Regions from separate parts of the Homo sapiens genome. Here all the other regions are linked to region 1. The links are chromatin contacts, found by Hi-C or POLR2A ChIA-PET in ENCODE. All regions are on one chromosome and are shown on one strand. The core of a region is the stretch at or near the end of the contact, and the rest is flanking DNA. Distances in the headings are between cores, read along the strand shown. Region 1 overlaps VOPP1 (VOPP1 WW domain binding protein). Region 2 has its middle 40 kb from the start of FIGNL1. Region 3 has its middle 23 kb from the start of IKZF1.

Region 1 (4,668 bases), core at 1,758-4,257:
GTGCGATCTTGGCTCACTGCAACCTCTGCCTCCTGGGTTCAAGCGATTCTCTTGCCCCAGCCTCCCAAGTAGCTGGGATTACAGGCACGCGCCACCACACCCAACTAATTTTTTTGTATTTTTAGTAGAGATGGGGTTGCACCCTGTTGGCCAGGCTGGTCTCAAACCCCTGACCTCAGGGGATCCGCCCACCTCGGCCTCCCAAAGTGCTAGGATTACAGGCATGAGCCATCGCGCCCAGAAAAAGTCATCTTTTTTTGATGTAATTGCAGAGTGCAAGAGTAACATTATGAAAAAAAAGTCAACAGATCAGCTCTGCCACCTCCTAGTCTATGATTTGGGCACCCGGCTTTGATGATCTCATACATGTCTGAGAAGAGTAACAGGCTTGTTGTTTCCAACTACTATGCCCCCAAAATGAAATAACTGAGATATGTACCAAAAGACTACTCTCCTCCAGTTGGGCCTAAATCTTGGCCAGCAGATCCAAAACTCAACCACCACACTTAAGAGAAAATATCAACTTCTTACCTTTTGCAGACAGAAATGCCCAGAAAGATTAATAAGTGGAGCAGCTTCAAGGGCAAAATGCCAAAAAATGCATAAGGATTTTTGCATTTGGGTTGTGTACTACCCTACCTATTTGACTTCTATTTTAGAAGAAAAGTGTGTTGGATTCTCTGATGACATATATTTCTGTAAGTCTAGATTCTAACTGTAAAGAGCACAAGAAATTGAAAAGCTGAGATGTGACTAAAGTCTGACTAAAGGCTGAATAAATGATGGTGCCACCCACATTTAAAGACAATGTGACTTACTAGAATAAACACACACAGCACCTGCCGCATGCCTGCTTCTGTGCCTGAACAGTGACCCAACCATGGTCAGGTCACCGAAGGTCTCTAAGCTTTGGTTCTTTGTCTACAGACTGGAGAGAGGTATTTCTGTCTTGCCTTGAGGTTTACATGAAACAGTGTATGCGAACCACCTGGCGCATGCCCACTATTCTAAGAGCCTCCTGCTAAGTCGTTACATTGTGTGCTGTGTCGGTTTATTCTTGAGAATCATGGTCAAGTAAAGCTCAACCTAAAGATGCAGTTAACATTCTCTACAACGTACTTTTGTGTCTCTATGGAGAGTGAGAATATGGAACCTGTGATCCAAAATGAACCAGAAAAACAAACAAACAAAAAACAGAAGTTTAGAAACTACACTAGTTACAACCACCAGCTTGGAAATGATACCCTGGTGTGGAAAAATACAGCTCAAAGCAATCTGAGGGAGGCTCCTCCCCTTTCCATGGAAGTTTTCATGGCTTCTGGCACACCCTGTCAGCATTCTCTTCCCAGGAAGGTACTGGGAAGCACTGCCACGTGTACTCCTCTCATTCCTTTTCACTACTACCAAATTTCACACCCCCTCAATTCTAGTAATATGCATTTTCATTAAATCTGGTAATATTTAACCTGGAGTCAAAAAGCAATTTCTTGTGCTTAGAAGACTTTCTATTTCTTGTCATGAATTGATTGGTTATAAATGTTAAGGGACTAAGCTGTTACAGCAAATTTGGGGAGAAAGAGAGTCAGTTCCACGTGCTGCCCCAAAGCAGCATCTGTGTATCAGAAAATCTTCAGGGAGTCTCTGGCAGTGTGGAGGCCTAAGCTAAAACCAGGAGGACTGAGAACATATGTGCCAGGAAGGTGATTTTGATGCCAGTTCTGTCTCTCTCCTGAACCCAATCAACTCAATCATTTCTGTTTAACACAAACTCACATGAGTGCCTCCTAAAAGCTGGTTCAGTCAGCTGCCTCCAGGTCAGACCAGTGAGGATGGAGGCCGGTCACTCAGTGTTGTCTGTGGGTGCATGCAAGGGGCAGTGTGGTGCTCTTGAAAGGCAGTGCCCAAGGACAGCAGCAGAAATGCCCCTGCCTTCCCCACTCAGGAAGGGCATCACTGTCCACCCACAAGCAGCTTCCAGAGCCATCACTTATAAATATTTCTTCTCTCATTTAGATTTCCCTGTGCCAAGAAAAAAAAACAAAAACAAAAAAACACCTGCCTGCTCTGAGTCAGCCTCAGAGATGACCGTGGTTGACTGTGCTGTCTGCCATCTGCTTTTAACCACGAAAGAGGAAGCAGCTATGTGGGACACCACATCAGGGAACCTTCCGGACCTAGGGTCTCACTGCCTGGAAACTCCCCTGAGCCTCAGCTTCTTCAGATGGAAGGGACTCTGCTAACTCAAAGAACCCCTCATACTACCCACCAAAGGAAAGTCCCCATCAGGGAGACTAGCAAGGGAGGCTGAATGTAGAACAGCACTCAGGTTAATCCTAAATCCCTACCTGGCTTTCCCTCCTCAGTCATCAACATAGTGATGGGGTGAACTTCGATGATGTTGTCTGGGGACTGACCTTCATATCCTCTGATCCTCCCAGTCTTTTCTTCTTACCTTTTCTCGTACCCAGTGTGTGGTGGGTGGGTAGGGAGGTAGATGAGTGAAAACACCCACAGGAAGGAGGATGGCAAAACTCAGATCCAAAAGCAACAACTCTGCCTCAGTGTTGTAAATAAGCAACAGCTTTTCCACCCAAAACAACTCATTTGTGCAAGGTCACCAGCAAACTGTACAGCTGTCTCCCAGCCCTGTCAGCTATAATTTCTAATAGCTGTCACTGTGTCCTGGCTTGTTAAAATCCGTGAAGGAAATCATTTCATGTAGCTTTTTTTTTTTTTTTACGAGATGGAGAGAGAAAAGAATGGTAGCAGAGTAAAACAGCAAGTGCAAGCAGATGACAGAAATTTCTACAGACACTTAATAGACAGACATTCCTTAGGCCTAGTTCAAATATCTAAATTCCATCTGGGGACTTGGCTGTCAAAAGATAATCATCTCTTGCTTCATTTCTCATATAATTTCCTAAACCCTCGGGTCTCAGCTAGTGCAAGGTCCTGTCATGGTCACCTGTGGCTTGGGCCAATTCTCACTTCCCCTGAAGGGCAGCTGCGTGTAGGGAGCGGGGGCTGCCCAAAGTTTCACTCTGACTGGAGGTAAACTTAACATCATTTCTGCATTAGTCATTTAGAGCCCTGGGCTCAGTACTTTCCCCCAACTGGGTTTCTGCTTTTGAGCTCGCTCTGCAATTTCCCCAATTCTGACTCAATTCTCTCTGGGCCCAGGGAGCTGTCAACAGCCACTCCTCCCCACCCATTTCTCCAGCTGTAGCCCTCTTGCAGGTGTCCTGCCCACAAAAGAACACCAGCATACAACGCCATGCAGGGCCCACTCTGAGCTGGGGACCTTCTGCCAGTTGCCACCTGGGATCTCTGCCAGGTGCCCAGAAGAACCTCACACCAGACATCCCTACAGCTGAGCGCTGCTCCCACCCAGTGCTCTGGACTTTGGGGAAAGTACCACCGCCCACTAGCTCACCCCAGCCACATGCTGTCCCCAGTGCCTCCTGTCTTCCCACTCCATCCACGTGGTCAAGCCTTGTCTCTTCCCAGGACATTCCTGCCACACCACAAAGGAGGCTGGCATCAAAAGCCAGGGGGTGAGCTTGCTGATGGGAGAAGAGGAGAACAGGAAGACACAGTTGAAGAGTGGTAGAGCCTGCAGCACCTGCCCCAAGACCACTGCCACATCCAAGTCTGGCCGCATGGCCTCTAGTGCCAGGGCCTGGCTGGGGGACTCCTGACACTGCACCTGCCCCTAAACCTCTCAGCAGCCTTGACAAAGCTCAGGGGGCTACGCAGGGCTCTGTCATAGAGAATAGGAAAGGAGGGCACACAGCACACCAACTCCTGCTAGAAAATCTCCAGGGGCTCCCCATTCACTGTGGGTTTCTCTTTGCTTCCCCTTGAGGTCATAATTTTCTTTCTTCTGAATGCAATTTTATCTTCAGTGGGCTTCATTACACAAACAAGCAAAAAGAGTGGGGCTGACTGATCAGGGCAAAGCTCAGTGAGCTCAGAGGGCACTGGGGCAGGCTCCCCCTGGAAACCCTGCTGCCTCACTGAGGGTGAAGTACAGACCCCAGGGAGTGTCCTTCTGGCCTGGCCGCCCCCACATGCCATTGGCTCTTCCTGTCTCTGCCGCTCCTCCCAGTCCCCCGCCCCGCAGCCATTTCCATCCATGCACCTCTAGAGAACCCTAGGTCTATTCACTTCCATCTGGAAAACACTTCTTCAGAGTTTCCACCAACGGAGCCTCAGCCTCAGTGTCACTTGGATGAAAATTTTCGAGACTTCCAGAAGGTGAGTTGTTAGTTTTCCCCCTTGGGGCTCTGATTAAATTTAACTCTCAGCACTTCAGCTTACAAGGAATCTTCCCTTCCGTGAACTTATTTGGTCCTAATGAGACCATGGGAAGGAGTGGGCTGCCCTCAACCAGCAGACATGCTCAGCACTGTGTCTGCCATCCCAGGATGCAGTTGGGGCACTGTCCCTCTGTGCAGAGGCTGGGCAGGCAGACATCAACTTACCGCAGGTCTGAGACTATCTCCAAAGACAGTGTTCTTTCCTTGATGACGACCGACTCTTTCCTACACCTGACCCACACTCTGTGCCAAGCAAGGATCATGCACTCAGGGCCCTGGCTCCTCCTGCAGGGTTGGGTCTTCAGGAGCTCCTGAGGAGTAAGGGCCCTGCCTCGGCCACCCTGTTGGC
Region 2 (4,560 bases), core at 633-3,132, 5.1 Mb before region 1:
GACTTCGAAGCTTGGAAAAGCTGAGTAACCTGCCTGGGGTCACACAGCTGGAAATACTAGGACCAGCACTTGTCCCTGAGCACCTGACTCCTGTGCCTGCACTCTAGAAAGCACAGGGAGAAATGACCCAGCACAAAGGTGATTACAAAACAAGGTGCAATGAAAAGCGCTCTAAAGTGCTGTAAAAGCCCAGTGGAAGGAAACATCACTTCTCACTTGAGGATTACAGAAGGCTTCCTGGAAGAGATCTTGTCTGATCCCAGCTTTTCGGAATGATTGGGATTTTGATGTTGGAAGCAGAGGATTGGGGGTGTAAGAAGGGCATTCAAGACAGAACAAATGTGAATGAAATCTGTTGTATGTCAGAACCAGAAGTCCAACAGCAATAGCCCTGTTTGTCTGGGAAAGAGTACTCAAGGGGAAAAAAATAGGAGATAAATTCAGAAATGTAGACTGAGGATAGGAGGAGTTTGAACAGGTGGATAGGGAGGCATCCAGGAGTCTTAGGAGGTGAGGGGGAGGGGGTGATGCAATGAGAACTCTGGAGACAGTGAAGGGGGCCATGCCATCCAGGCAGAAGAGAGGCTTTACCCACAGCAAGGATGCTGACACTAACCAGCAGAAGTCAGGAGAGGAGAGAAGCAGAGAAGAGAGGACTGGACTCTGCCACTAGAACGCAGGCTCCAAGAGCAGGGATTTTTTGTATTTATTTAATGCCATATCCTCAGTGTCAAAAAGAGTACCTGGAACATATTAGATGCTCAATAAATATTTGTTGCATAACATCTTTTTAAGATAATTAAATCTATTGTGCTTTGACGAGAGGTAAGGAGGTGAAACCCAGTCTCAGAGCCTATATGAGCCATTACTGAGAAAAGGGAAAATGGGCAGAGGATTGGAGGAGGGGAACTTGGCTTTGTGTAAGCATGGGTGGGACAGCCGGGTCCCCATGGATGGCCAATGCATTTGGGAGTCATGAGGCATAGGCTACTATAATGGGAGCTGTGACAGGTACATGTCGCCTCAGGAAAGAGGTGGAGGGTAGGGGATGGTTCTGGGGAGCGTGGGGAGAGGAGAAGCAGGAGGAATTAGGCAAAGGAAATAAGAGGGGCTTTTCCAGATAGGAAAACTCATTGGGGACAGCATCTCAGAATTGTTTTTTTAATTCAAAAGAAGAGGCCCACAAATAGGTTCAACAAAGCCAATGCAATAAGGAAGGGGGCAGAGATGAGACCACTGAGTCAAGTGTTTAGGATGCTGGCAATGACCTTCAAGTGGTGGGTGACAGTGGACTGCAAGGGTGGGCAGAGATGGGCTCTGGAGAGCAGCCGGCAAAGAAGACAGGACCCTGCAATGCAGCCCAGGCCTCATGGAGGCCGATGCTTTGGAAAGGCCAAGTTCTTGGCTGCACTTTTCTAAGGAGAAAGGTAAGAGCCTCATGGGGATACTCCCTTGCTTTTTCTGCTTTTTGACATGGCCAAGACAGGAACAAGGCAGACATCCCTAGAACTCTGTCTCCTGTCCACGTCTGGGATCTGGGCTTCTCAAGGCAGGCTGCATCACCTTCCAGCTCCAGGAGTGGCCCTGCAGGTCCTGGAGCAACAGCCTGGCCCCTGCCCACGCCCCCTCCTCCCTGGCCGCAGGCCCTGGGCCTGGGCTGAGCAGATGGGCCCTGGCAACTCGGTGAATCGGAACTATGGGAAGCAGATGCACCCGCCATGGGTCCCCGGGCACAACTGGAACCTGCTGGGGGAGGGAATTTGCATAATAAGGATAATTTGGTACCAAAACTGTCCCCTGAAGTGAACTGCATGGATCTCGATACAGTTAACAAATTTCACTTCTTCTTTCCCATGTTTTGTCAAACCAACTAGTTGTGACGTTGAGTGTGTGAATTGTCCCAATGTTTCTGTTTCTCTGCCCATGAGTCAGCCCTGGCTTCTCTCTCTGCTTTGCTACCCCCCTGGGCCTGAGGAGGTACCATGCACATGCATATGGGCCTCTCCTGAACAAGGCCACCCTAAGACCTCTCTCTGTGGTTGCGACCACATGTGATCCCAGGTTCCCAGAAGGCCTCAGTGGCTGCGGCCTCCTCTCCGCCACCGTCTCACGGTGCTGTTCCTCCCCAGGCACCTGCGCGAGCTTCCTCATTGTCATTCTCCCTCCAGCTTCCTGTGGGTAGAGGGTGGGCTGGGCCCCACAGTAAGGAGGGTGTGCAGTTTCAGGGTCCCTCAATTTGATTCCCCTTTCAGGGACCTCCTCCCTCTGGGCACTGCCCTGATCCCCACCCTCAGTGGGCACTGCCCCTTGCAAAATCCTCTGTAAATCCCCTCTGCCCACACCCACTTCCCACCTCTGTGAGCACCACGATTCCTTTTTTAAGTTGGTCTCTCATACCACCCCATGGGAGAATGGTTGTGTGTTTTCGTGCACTGATGGGAAATTAAAGCTGACAAGCATGGAGGCAGGGACCCCAAGAGCTGAGGGAAGCTGGTCAGCTGGTCTCCCAGGTCAGATCTCATCTTCAGGAAGGCATCCATCCTCAGTGAGATGTGACCCCAGATGATCCCCCAGCCTCCTCCCAACCTCCAAATCACACCCGATTCCCAGGTTTCCTCGCATCACAGGGCCCTGCTGGTCCTGGGAAGTCTTCCCATGCTTGGCTGCCTGCTGAGTTCTTCTGGGACAAGGCAGAACTTATTGCACCTAATTTTTGGAGCTTTCTCAAGATCTGGTCTCTGAATTCCTCAAGCCCTCATGTCAGCCGTCTTAGGGCTCTCACCCCGCAGTGTATGGGATGTCCACCTCCTCCATTGGACTGTGAGCCTGTGGAGGGCAGAGGCTGGTCTCACACATCCTGAGCCTCCAATAACAACAGAAAGAAGCTTCTGCTGGAGATTCCTTCCCAGAGCCCTGGACTCCCTGAGGTCTTATCTTGCCCCAGTCAATGACGTGGGCCTGAGGCCCATGGCTTTCCCTTTGAAGCTCTGGCCATCTTTCTACTTGCTCCACAGCCAACATCAACTGCCCTCCTCCCCTACTCCCAGAGAAAGGGCCAGACGCAATAGCGTGCTGACCCCTGGGCTTCCTGGGTGCTCCAGGAGGGTACTCTCCTCATCTTAGCATTCAGGCCCTTCTTTTGGACAAAGAACTCCTCCAGGGGACAGGCAGAGCCTCTGGCCCTGAGGTGAATTGGCTGAATCTAGAGAAGGGCTGTGGGGCAGGGAAGGCCGGAAGAGCCCCCTTTGGTCATGGAGGAGTTCAGCTGTGCAGCAGTCGGCGTGGGGGAGAGGGGATTTCCCTCAAGAAAGCTTCTGGGGCTTTTTATTTTCCAATGTAAACATGCTTTTAGTACTATGAATGTGTGTTTGTGTTAATGCTCATTCAAGTGCCGCCCTATATACATAGTTCTGTCCTGTCCCACCAGCATTGACTAGGCCTGACCTTGTCATCCCAGGACCAGGAGCCAGGGTCAGAGACTTGAGAATGTAAGGCCACCACCCTGGAGGAGCTGCGGGTGAAATGGGCAACCGTCAGGCAAGACTGTCCACAGACAAGCTCTGTGCTGCCGACACAGACACCCAGGACCCAAAGGTACACAGGACCCATGGGACCAAGTGCACCTCAGCTGAATCTTGAAAAAGAGAAGGCAGAGAGGGGACAAATTGAATTATACAAAATACTCAAAGCAAAGAAGGCAAGAAGAGTGGAAGACAAACACAAAACAAAACAAAAAGGCCCACACATAGAATAGAGAACAGTTACAAATGTAATCAACATGAATCCAAATGTACCCATAATCTCTTTAAACATCAATAGTCTAAGGACAGCAGTTGAAAGATAGAGTTTCAGTGGATCCAAAGATGTGACCCAACTAGATGTTGTCTATAAGAAATCCATTTTTCATGCCTGTAATCCCAGCACTTTGGGAGGCTGAGGCGGGTGGATCACGAGGTCAGGAGTTCAAGACCAGCCTGACCAACATGGTGAAACCCCGTCTCTACTAAAAATACAAAACTTAGCCAGACATGGTGGCACACGCCTGTAATCCCAGCTACTCAGGAGGCTGAGGCAGGAGAATCGCTTGAACCCGGGAGGTGGAGGTTGCAGTGAGCTGAGATCGCGCCACTGCACTCCAGCCTAGACGACAGAGTGAGACTCCGTCTCAAAAAAATAAAAAAAGGAAAAAATAAATCCATTTTAAGTATAAAGACACATAAGGATTAAAAGTAAAGAAATTAAGGAAAAAATACCATAGTTACACTATCAAAAGAAACCTGGAGTAGCTATACTGATTGATTTCAGACACAGCAGAGTCACAGCAAGCAAAGGCATCAGGGTAAATGGGGGCATTCTATAATGACACGGGGGTCAATTTTCCAACAAGATGTAACAATCCTTAGCATGTGCATGCCTAACAACAGAGCACCAGCATACATGAGGCAAAAGCGGAGAGAACCACACAGAAATCAATGAACCCACTCCTAGAGCTGGAGACTCCAACATTCCCCATCAGAAATGGACAGATCCAGCAGGCAGAAAATCAGTAAGGATGTAGTT
Region 3 (4,246 bases), core at 1,029-3,528, 5.3 Mb before region 1:
CTCAAGGATCTAGAACCAGAAATATCATTTGACCCAGCAATCCCATTACTGGGTGTATACCCAAAGGATTATAAATCATTCTACTGTAAAGACACATTCACATGTATGTTTATTGCAGCACTACTTACCATAGCAAAGACATGGAATCAACCTAGATGCCCATCAATGGTGGACTGGATAAAGAAAATGTGACCTATATACACCATGGAATACTATGCAGCCATTAAAAAGAATGAGTTCATGTCCTTTGCAGGGACATGGATGAAGCTGAAAGCCATCATTCTCAGCAAACTAACACAGAAGCAGAAAAACCAGACACCGCATGTTCTCACTCATAAGTGGGAGTTGAAAAATGAGAACACATGGACACAAGGAGGGGAACGTCACACACCAGAGCCGATTGGGGGTTAGGGGGCAGGGGGAGGGAGAGCATTAGGACAAATACCTAATGCATGTGGGGCTTAAAACCTAGATGATGGGTTGATGGGTGCAGCAAGCCACCCATGGCACATGTATACCTATGTAACAAACCTGCACGTTCTGCTCATGTATCCCAGAACTTAAAGTAAAATTTAAAAAAATTAAAATAAGTCATTTATGTTTCTTTTTTGTAAGTGTCTATTCAAGCCTTTTGTCCATTTTGCTATTATTTTTATTATCAATTTTAAAAATCTGAGTTGGAGGGTAGATTTTTTTCTAAAGCAAATGTTTGGTAGTTCACAATTTTATCTGTGATAATTTTATTTTAGAGAAATGGACTGAGAAAAGATTTAATTTTCATTTTTTTCCTGTGTGGATAACAAACTAGTCATACCACATAGGTATGAGTGTGTTTCTAGGCTCTCTTCTGTTCCATTGATCTGTTTAATTTCAATACCAGACCATTTTAATCACTGTTATTCATAATATTTCTTGTTGGCTGTTAAGGCATATGGCCCCACATTTTTTAGGATTTTCTTAGCTATCCTTAACTCTTGGAGCTCCTGACATACATATTAAAATTATCTTATCAAGCTCTTTAAGAAGAGGATGTTTGATTGGGATTGTATTGAATTTCTAAATCAATTTGAAAAAAATAACATCTTTAAAATATCAAGTTTTTTGATCTATGAACATGGTATATCTATTTAAGTGTATGATAGTACATTTACCTATATTTCCATCTAGACTTGTGTGTCCTTTTCTGTTTCTATATTATGAGGCGATTTCTTAGTTTAAAAGCTTGGAATAATTATATTTTTCTGATCAGGTTGTAATGATTCTCTTATTTTTTTCATAATATCCTTTACCTTAGAGTCTCTTTTGTTTAATAGGAATAAAGCTGCACCTGTTTTTATTTGTTTCTTTGTTGTTGGTTTTTTGTTTGTTTTTGTTTGTTATTTTGGTCTCTATTTGGCTATGATATATTTACCCACAGTTTCACTTTTAATCCTTCTGATAACTTGTATTATATGTCTATTGTAAAAGGTACATAGCTTGCTTTGTGTTTAAAATCCACTGCAAATCTAGTTCAATCTCAACTACAGAATTTGGCCTACTGAAATTTCTTTCAAGTAAGGACGTATTCTAATTTATTTCTTTTACTTTATGTTTTCTATTTGTACTGCTTTTTATTTTTTTACTCTCGCTTCCTTTTGGATTTAGGGGTTTTCTTCACTACCGGTTTGGAAGTTATCTACCTTATTCCTGTTTTTTAGTGGTCACCATAGAAGTGTTAACATGCATACTTAATATGAAAAGTTAATAAATATTTTTACCTCAATCCAAATCATGTTGAGACCTGAGAACATCTCCGCTTCAGACCTTTTCCTCCTAATCCTGACTTATATGCCTATTGCCACAGCTGCAACTCAACAAAGACTGGCCAGTGCCTTCGATTTCATCCAGATGGTAGTTTTCCTGAAGCTGAAATTCATTTCTATATTGGCACAGCCCCACCTCTCTCCTCCCAGGATCTCCCATCACCAGCTTTGGATGTAACTAGAAGGAGTTTATCCTCAGGCTTTGGTGAAATCAGAGAAAGTCAGAGGAGAAAACTGCTATACTTGACTACGTCTTTGCCAGGATGAAGATGACCAGGGAATATTCTTGTACCATATCTGCCCATCACTGAATCCAGTCCATGTGGGATTAGACTGTAGAAATTAAGAGTTGTGTCTATTACATATTCTATGTTTTTGGGCTCTATTTCTGGTTGTAAGAATATTCTAAGGTTCTTTTTAGAGAGGGGAACTTTGAGGCTCTAAGAGAGGAAGTGACTGAGGTCACCCAGGAGTCAGTTGGCAGAACCAGAAATAGACCCCAGGTCTCATTCTCAGTTCAGACAAGGCAGCATGTTCTGCTCTGATGTTGAGTGAAAAAGAAGAGAGAGGGAGAGAATTTTCAACAGACCATATCTGTGAAGTGGAAGCAAGAGAATTATTTTCCTTAGAACAGACCTTTCTTCTCCCCTTCCCCTCAAGCCTGTCTGAAACTCCTCTGCTAACTGGCTTGAGCACTTGGAATATTCCAGATGTAAGAAACGCAGACGGGCAAGAGCACCAGCCACCCTCCCACAGCTGCAGCCCAGATCTTGTGATTTCCGCCAGGCTCAAGCTTGGCCTCTTGGTTTCTCCTTGTCCCGTGTGCTGATTGTGGGAAAATTCTGCGTGGGACACGTCTTTTCTTCAGCACTCTGGGAGTTTGCCACTCCGGCCTCCCCCTCCCGAGGACAGCAGCAGACGTGCACATCTGCTTAGGGGCAGGGCTGGCAGTTCCCAGACTACTCCTGGAAGCTGCAGTAGAAGATACAGTTTACTCTGAGCTTCCGTCTTGTGCACCTCTGAAGTCCCCAAGGATAGGGCCTTCCAGAACAGAGAAAGCGTGGCATGCTCTGCTCCCAAATTCCTTGGGAGAAGAGGTTTCATTGTCCTTGGTTTCTTCGGCTTGTAAAACTTTTCTTTCCTTTTTCTTTTTCTTTTTTTTTTTTTTTTTTTTTTTTTTGAGACAGAGTCTCGCTCTATCGCCCAGACTGGAGTGTAGTGGCACGATCTCGGCTCACTGCAAGCTCCGCCTCCAGGGTTCACCCCATTCTCCTGCCTCAGCCTCCGAGTAGCTGGGACTAAAGGTGCCCGCCACCACGCCCGGCTAATTTTTTGTATTTTTACTAGAGACAAGGTTTCACCATGTTAGCCAGGATGGTTTCCATCTCCTGACCTCATGATCAGCCTGCCTCCTCGGCCTTCTAAAGTGCTGGGATTACTGGCATGAGCCACCGCGCCTGGCCAAAACTTTTATTCTCTGGTGAGGTTGTTTGAGGCTCTCCATGCAATCTCCCGAAAAAGAGACCGAGGCCCACACAGCATGAGAGGAGAGAAATGAGTACAAGCTAAACGCAGTCTCTTCTGATGGCCTCTCTTTCCCAGAAATAAGAGGTTATAGAGAAAACACAAATGGAATCTAAATCTGGTAAGATTTGCAGAACCTCAAGGTTTCGCTGGGTCAGGAACAGGGTAAAAATAGTCTCTGAGGATGAATCCTGGCCAGGAAAATAGAGACAAGTGAAGGACAGGGAAATACATTGTAAAATTTCACTTTTTCCAGCTTCCTATTTGGTTTCACTCTGAATTTTCTCTGAATCATTTATTTCTCACACCGCCTTCATAGCACTACAAGGAGCCAGCTACAGTACCAGAATCCAGGAGATGGAGGCATGAGGGCTTTTCAAATGTCCAGTGGTAAAAGGTATAGTAAAAATAGATCCCAGAAGTAGGCAACATACCCACAAAGCTGGCCAGACAAAGTCCTGGGATGCAGGAACCCAGCCACTCAGCACAAAAGACAGCCATGGAGCTCGCAGTGCAGACGCAAGGGCCCCGAGAAGAGGAACAGCCAAAGGTCACCTCGTTTTTGGAATGCTTCCAGCTATCCCAAACAAGCAAATGACGATCACATTTCTGAAAATCCTCACCACGGGGGCATTCCTGCTTCCCCTGACGGCTGGTTCCTTTCCACTGGCCAGTTGTTTCAGACACTTATGTCAATTTTCCTGGGGGCAAGCCTGTTCCATTTTCATCTAGTTCCTCATTCTCTCCAGAGGGCGTTATTATGTGCTAGGGTCATAGAGCCAAATAGATGGACTTGAAGATACCATTCCTCTGCCATTATGGTCATAATCGTCTTTTTATAAAGGACTGCCTAAAGAAATTCAGCCGTGAAGGTCAGCAATAGCAACAATAACTCACAGTTTAACCATTTGCACTTTGGA

Evidence for each region. A loop is a pair of places that touch in the nucleus more often than their neighbours do. ChIA-PET counts read pairs that join two places held with the same protein, here RNA polymerase II (POLR2A). Pooled maps may share reads with other maps.
Region 2: a loop to region 1 is called in a pooled map, with 6 times the contacts of the local background. The contact joins two enhancer-like sites. A Hi-C loop is called at or near these places in 1 of 37 single-sample maps with no recorded cell type and 2 of 50 pooled maps. POLR2A ChIA-PET finds 5 or more read pairs at or near these places in 1 of 52 experiments (activated B cell).
Region 3: a loop to region 1 is called in a map with no recorded cell type, with 6 times the contacts of the local background. The contact joins two enhancer-like sites. A Hi-C loop is called at or near these places in 7 of 37 single-sample maps with no recorded cell type and 3 of 50 pooled maps. POLR2A ChIA-PET finds 5 or more read pairs at or near these places in 1 of 52 experiments (activated B cell).

Annotation. Positions count from the first base shown.
Region 1 is chr7:55,531,409-55,536,076 of GRCh38, forward strand. The region is part of intron 1 of VOPP1 (VOPP1 WW domain binding protein); the gene reads right to left. Among named protein-coding and RNA genes, the nearest start is that of VOPP1, 39 kb to the right of the region's middle. RefSeq lists enhancers at 2,189-2,308, 2,379-2,448, 2,789-2,848, 2,889-3,498, 3,519-3,678 and 2 more. Within about 2 kb of position 3,008, at least 21 of the 41 ENCODE cell types and tissues checked have a DNase peak (open chromatin) inside an H3K27ac peak, as active enhancers do.
Region 2 is chr7:50,408,274-50,412,833 of GRCh38, forward strand. No RefSeq gene overlaps it. Among named protein-coding and RNA genes, the nearest start is that of FIGNL1, 40 kb to the right of the region's middle. RefSeq lists enhancers at 1,563-2,063, 2,739-2,798, 3,299-3,378. Within about 2 kb of position 1,883, at least 6 of the 41 ENCODE cell types and tissues checked have a DNase peak (open chromatin) inside an H3K27ac peak, as active enhancers do.
Region 3 is chr7:50,279,478-50,283,723 of GRCh38, forward strand. No RefSeq gene overlaps it. Among named protein-coding and RNA genes, the nearest start is that of IKZF1, 23 kb to the right of the region's middle. RefSeq lists an enhancer at 2,510-2,799. Within about 2 kb of position 2,279, at least 8 of the 41 ENCODE cell types and tissues checked have a DNase peak (open chromatin) inside an H3K27ac peak, as active enhancers do.